Regions from separate parts of the Homo sapiens genome. Here region 2 is linked to region 1. A link is an interaction called in ENCODE POLR2A ChIA-PET data of the cell type or tissue named here. Cell type or tissue: GM12878. All regions are shown on one strand. Each heading gives the region's core, and the rest is flanking DNA. Links, peaks and the distances in the headings are about the cores only.

Region 1 (2,916 bases), core at 265-2,764:
TCTTGAATTTTCTTTTCTTGGCTTACCCAAAAGTGGAAGGAGTAAATTCATGGTCTGTTCTGCTCAATAATTAATGGATCTGTGCTACATTCTGCCAAAATAGCAGCTGTGGAAATTTTTTCCCCTTGCAACTTTGTTTTTCTCAAAAATTCATTCAATGATCCACTTTGTTTCATAATAGCTTTCCATTTTCTGGTCCTGATTATTTTTTGTCCTTGATAGACATCGAATAAGGTTAATATTTTATCTTAGAATTTTAGCATCTTACAATACTATGTAGGCAACAAATCATTAAATTTTCATAAGTTTATTTTTATACTGATGAAATTTCTAAAGCAATAATAAGCAACTACTATAATAGTATAATTAACAGACTTGCATAATACTCTTTAATTTCAACCCACACACATTCTTTGTGGATGATTAATGGTAACCGGATATTAGTTTGTTGTGTTATTGTTGTTGTTGTTTTGAGACAAGAGTCTTGCCCTGTCACCCAGGCTGGAGTGCAACGGCGTGGTCTCGGCTCACTGCAACCTCCACCTCCCGGGTTCAAGTGATTCTCCTGCCTCAGCCTCCCGAGTAGCTGGGATTACAGGCGCCCGCCACTACACCCGGCTAATTTTTGCATTTTTAGTAGAGACTTGGTTTCACCACGTTGGCAGGCTGGTCTCGAACTCCTGACCTCGTGATCTGCCCACCTCAGCCTCCCAAAGTGCTGGGATTACATGTGTGAGCCACTGCACCTGACCGGATATTATTATACAGTGATTTGTGCCAAGTGAAAGGACTTGTAGATTTATTTATTTATTTAAGACAGAGCTTCGTTCTTGTCACCCAGGCTGGAGTGCAATGGCGAAATCTTGGCTCACTGCAACCTTCGCCTCCCGGGTTCAAGCGATTCTCCTGCCTCAGCCTCTGTAACTGGGATTACAGGCGACTGCCACCACGCCCGGCTCATTCACTGGGCTAATTTTTGGTATTTTTAGTAGAGACAGGGTTTCACCATGTTGGTCACTCTGGTTTTCAACTCCTGACCTCAGGTGATCCACCCGCCTTGGCCTCCCAAAGTGCTGGGATTACAGGCGTGAGCCACTGTGCCTGGCCAGGACTTGTAGATTTAAACATAGAATTCAACAATTCCAGTCTGGTAGAGTAAATAATTAGATGAAAATATGAACTGCAATATGAAATACTGAATACAGACAATGTGCTGGCACCATTAGGGACTTTAACAAAATGTTCTGCATATCAGGTGGAAGAGCAGCTCATTGTTTAGAAGCACAGACTATTTTAAATGACATAAAATCAACACGTCTTTCCATTTCAAAACCAATGTCTCCTTAGTATATGGAAGTAGAATGGTAGCTACCAACCCTCTTGGAACAAGACACTTTACTGCCATCTGCTGGAACATAGTTGCAATAAATTGTAAATCACTTTTGCAACCGTCAATAGCATGCACAATACATAATAATTTTCAAAAAGTTGTTTTCAAAATAGTAAAGATGTCTGTGATATGAATAGCACCTCCTTAGGTGTAGTGTTCTTGTGCAGTGCCCAACATGAACAACTGCACATGGTGACAGTAGAATCATGGCATCTGCAAAACAAAATCCATTTTACTTTTTCCTCTCCAATCTTTATGCCTTTTTTTTCTTTTTCTTGCCTTATTGTATAGGCTAGAACTCCCAGTACATGATTGAATAGAATTAATGAGAGTAAACATGCTTGTCTTGCTACTGATGTTATATAGTCGTGTGTTTTTTTTAGACAGGGTCTTTCTCTGTTACCCAGGCTGGAGTGCGCTGGCATCATCATGGGTCACTGCAGCTTCAACTTGCTGGGCTCAAGTGATCCTCCCTCCTCAGCCTCTTGAGTAGCTGGGACCACAGTTGCATGCCACTGTGCCTGGCTAATTTTGCTAGTTTCTACCCTTCCCTTCCGTTCCCTCCCCTCCCCTCCCCTCCCTTCCCCTCCCCTCCCCTCCCCTCCCTTCCCCTCCTCTCCCCTTTCTTTCCCTTCCCTTCCTTTCTTTCCGTTTTTCTTTCTTTCTTTCTTTTTTTTGGACAGAGTCTCGCTCTGTTGCCCAGGCTGGAATGCAGCGATCTTGGCTCACTGCAACCTCTGCCTCCTGGGTTCAAGTGATTCTCCTGCCTCAGCTTCCCAAGTAAGCTGGGATTACAGGGGCCTGCCACCACGCCTGGCTAATTCTTTGTACTTTTAGTAGAGATGCGGTTTCACCACGTTGGCCAGGCTGGTCTTGAACTCCTGACCTTAGGTGATTCACCTGCCTCGGCCTCCCAAAGGACTGGGATTACAGGCGTGAGCCACTGCGCCCAGCCTAACAGAAAAATATTTTTTAAATAATAGTAAATATATACCAGACCACCCACAGCGTGATCAAACACCTTTCTTTGGCAGCATTTGTGTAGTTTCTAATACAGCTTTAAAATATGTTCATAAAGAATTATTAAATATCCTTTGTATTTATATTTTATTTAGAGCCTGGAGAAGGCTCTAAATAAAAGGTGAGAGGTGAATATTTTGAGTTAACTTGATATAAGCAAGGTTTCACAGATTAACTTTGAAATATAGGATGACATGGGGCTGGGTGCCATGGCTTATGCCTGTAATCCCAGCATTTGGGAGGTTGAGGCAGGATGACTATGACAGCTTGAGCCCAGGAGATTGAGGGAAAAAAAAATGGATAACATGGAATAGTTGAGAAACGTGACATCATGAAAATAAAGGTGATTTTTCTAAATTTTATTGCAAACAAATTTAAAGGTATGAAAGTGTTGAAAAATTAGCTCATCAGCTGGGCACGGTGGCTCACGCCTGTAATCCCAGCACTTTGGGAGGCCAAGGCGGGCAGATCACCTGAGGTCAGGAGTTCAAGACCAGACTGGCCAA
Region 2 (2,916 bases), core at 190-2,689, 1.2 Mb after region 1:
CAGTCACTCCCAAAGTCCATATTTTATTTTATTTTATTATTATTTTTTTTTTGAGATGCAGTCTCGCTCTGTCACCCAGGCTGGAGTGCAGTGGCATGCAACCTCCGCCTCCTGAGTTCAAGTGATTCTCCTGCCTCAGCCTCCCGGGTAGCTGAGATTACAGGCACCTGCCAGCAGGCCCGGCTAATTTTTGTGTTTTTAGTAGAGACGGGGTTTCACCATGTTGGCCAGGCTGGTCTCGAACTCCTGACCTCAAGTGATCTGCCTGCCTCAGCCTCCCACAGTGCTGGGATTACAGGCGTGAGCCACCGTGCCTGGCCAAAACTCCATATTTTACACCAAACTGTAGTATAAAAGAGAAAGAAAAGGAAATTAATACAGCATATATAATCACATTTATTTCAATATGTAAACGCCCCACAGGATATATGAGGAAGGTGGCAGTTGTTTGTGACTATATATAGGCTCCTTGTTAATGCCGTGGCCACAAATGCAGCCTGACCCAGCTGCGCAGACTTAGTGACTTATATGTCACACGTGCAGGGTTGCGGTTGGTGAGGGGATTTTCCAAAGTGGCGAACAACTCTTGGTCTAAACAATTAGTGTGCTGGTTGCAATCTTTGAAAATTCAGTGGGTATTACAGTTATGGGAAACTCCAGCCTGGGTGACAGAGTTAGACCTCGTCTCAAAAAAGAAAAAGGAAAAACAATTATGGGAAAGAATATTATTGGTGTCAAACAGAGCAAGGGCCAGGTGTGATGCATGCCTGTAAGCCCAGATGTTTGGGAGACTAAAGTGGAAGTATTGCTTGAGTCTGGGAGGCGGAGGTTGCAGTGAGCTGAGATCGTGCCATTGCACTCCAGCCTGTGCGAGATCCTGTCTTAAAAACAAACAAACAAACAAACAAACAAATCCACTCAGCAACAATAGAGCAAGTTTCTGGGATCTGGTCATTTTAAACAGGTTTCTTATTGACTCGAATCTTTGGCAGGATGTTCAGAAGGCTTGCTGGCTGTGGGATGGCTGTGCGGGACTGTCCCTGGTATTATAAACTGTCCAGCATAACTGGTCCTGTCTACTTGCGGTAGGGTCCACATCAGTGTCAACCAGCCACCCCCCAAATCCCATTTTTCCCCTAGGGGGCAGCACTCCCCCACTGAGACCAATGGTTAATGGTATTTTATAGGCTTGGGCTTTAGAAGTTCAGAGCAGGCTTCAGAAGGTATTTAATGCCAGCAGGGCTGAGCCAGTGACTCAAAGCTGCCAAGTGGGACTGGCCCTGCCTAACGGGGCTGGTTTTTATTTGCTGCTGCCTGTGGCTGCTGAGCAAAAATTCTGGCTTCACTTGCTATATCTTCCTTTTTTAAAAAAGAAAAATCTGGGGAGGCCGAGGTGGGCGGACCACCTGAGGTTAGGAGTTCGAGGCCCTGGAGGCTGGGATCGCACCACTGCACTCCAGCCTGGGCAACAGAGAGAATCTGTCTAAAAAAAAAAAAAACAATTCTGGAAATCCGAAATAATGTGATGTCTTATAATTTTAATTGTGGGCTCCAAGTTTTTCCTAATCTTTTACTTGGAAAAAAAAGTTTTAGTTTTTTCCTGTCTAGTTTTTCTTTTTAAGTTTTATTGAGGTATAATTGATGTAAGAAAAATTGCACATACTTAATGTATACATTTTGATGAATTTGTTATTATTCCTTTTTTTTTTTTTTTGAGACAGAGTTTTGCTCTTGTTGCCCAGGCTGGAGTGCAATGGTGCGATCTCTGCCTCTCAGGTTCAAGCAGTCCTCTTGCCTCAGCCTCCTGAGTTGGTAGGATTACAGGCCTGTACCATCATGCCTGGCTAATTTTGTATTTTTAGTAGAGAGGGGGTTTTGCCATGTTGCCCAGGCTGGTCTCGAACTCCTGGCCTCAGGTGATCCACCCGCCTCAGCCTCCCAAAGTGCTGGGATTGCAGGCACGAACCACCGTGCCCAGCCCTTTTGATTAGTTTGGATGATAAAAGAATTTAAACCTAGAGACCAGGCGCGGTGGCTCACGCCTGTAATCCCAGCATTTTGGGAGGCCGAGGCAGGTGGATCACCTGAGGTCAGGAGTTCGAGACCAGCCTGGCCAACATGGAGAAACCCCATCTATACTAAAAATACAAAAATTCTTGGCCGAGCGTGGTGGCTCAGGCCTGTAATCCCAGCACTTTGGGAGACTAAGGCAGGCAGATCACAAGGTCAGGAGGTGGAGACCATCCTGGCTAACATGGTGAAACCCCGTCTCTACTAAAAATACAAAAAATTAGCCAGGTGTGGTGGCGGGCGCCTATAGTCCCAGCTACTCGAGAGGCTGAGGCAGGAGAATGGCGTGAACCCAGGAGGTGGAGCGTGCAGTGAGCTGAGATCGTGCCACTGCACCCCAGCCTGGCCAACAGAGCGAGACTCCATCTCAAAAAAGTAAAATAAAATAAAAATACAAAAATTAGCCAGGCATGGTGGCAGGCACCTGTAATCTTAGCTACTTAGAAGGTAGAGACGAGAATGGCTTGAACCTGGGAGGCAGGGGTTGCAGTGAGCTGAGATCATGCCATTGCACTCCAGCCTGGGCAACAGAGCAAGACTCCATCTCAAAAAAATAAATAAATAAGAATTTAAACCTACAGAAAAGTTAAAAAATAATACACTGAGTATCTTTGAAAGGTGAGTGCCTGTTATTTATTTATTTTTTTTTAATTTTTTTTGAGACAGAGTTTCGCTCTTGTTGCCCAGGCTGTAGTGCAATGGCGCGATCTCGGCTCACTGCAACTTGTGCCTCCCAGGTTCAAGCGATTCTCCTGCCTCAGCCTCCCGAGTAGCTGGGATTACAGACATGTGCCACCACGCCCTGCTAATTTTGTATTTTTAGTAGAGACGGGGTTTCTCCATGTC

Evidence for each region. ChIA-PET counts read pairs that join two places held together with the same protein. Peaks named below come from ENCODE experiments on the same cell type or tissue, not always from the same donor. Only the 100,000 strongest peaks of a DNase experiment are listed, where the experiment ranks them.
Region 2: POLR2A ChIA-PET joins it to region 1 with 9 read pairs; 1 of 35 experiments calls an interaction of 5 or more read pairs at or near these places.

The regions. Positions count from the first base shown.
Region 1 is chr19:43,808,585-43,811,500 of GRCh38, forward strand. It overlaps a transcript of LYPD5 not described here. Among named protein-coding and RNA genes, the nearest start is that of LYPD5, 7.6 kb to the left of the region's middle. In GM12878, for the core only: a CTCF peak has its summit at 1,402 (motif pointing left); a DNase peak (open chromatin) is centred at 1,357.
Region 2 is chr19:45,015,965-45,018,880 of GRCh38, forward strand. The region is part of intron 4 of RELB (RELB proto-oncogene, NF-kB subunit); the gene reads left to right. Among named protein-coding and RNA genes, the nearest start is that of RELB, 16 kb to the left of the region's middle. RefSeq lists a silencer at 1,051-1,260. In GM12878, for the core only: a CTCF peak has its summit at 1,137 (motif pointing right); DNase peaks (open chromatin) are centred at 557 and 1,157; H3K4me3 peaks cover 1,071 bases; H3K27ac peaks cover 1,794 bases.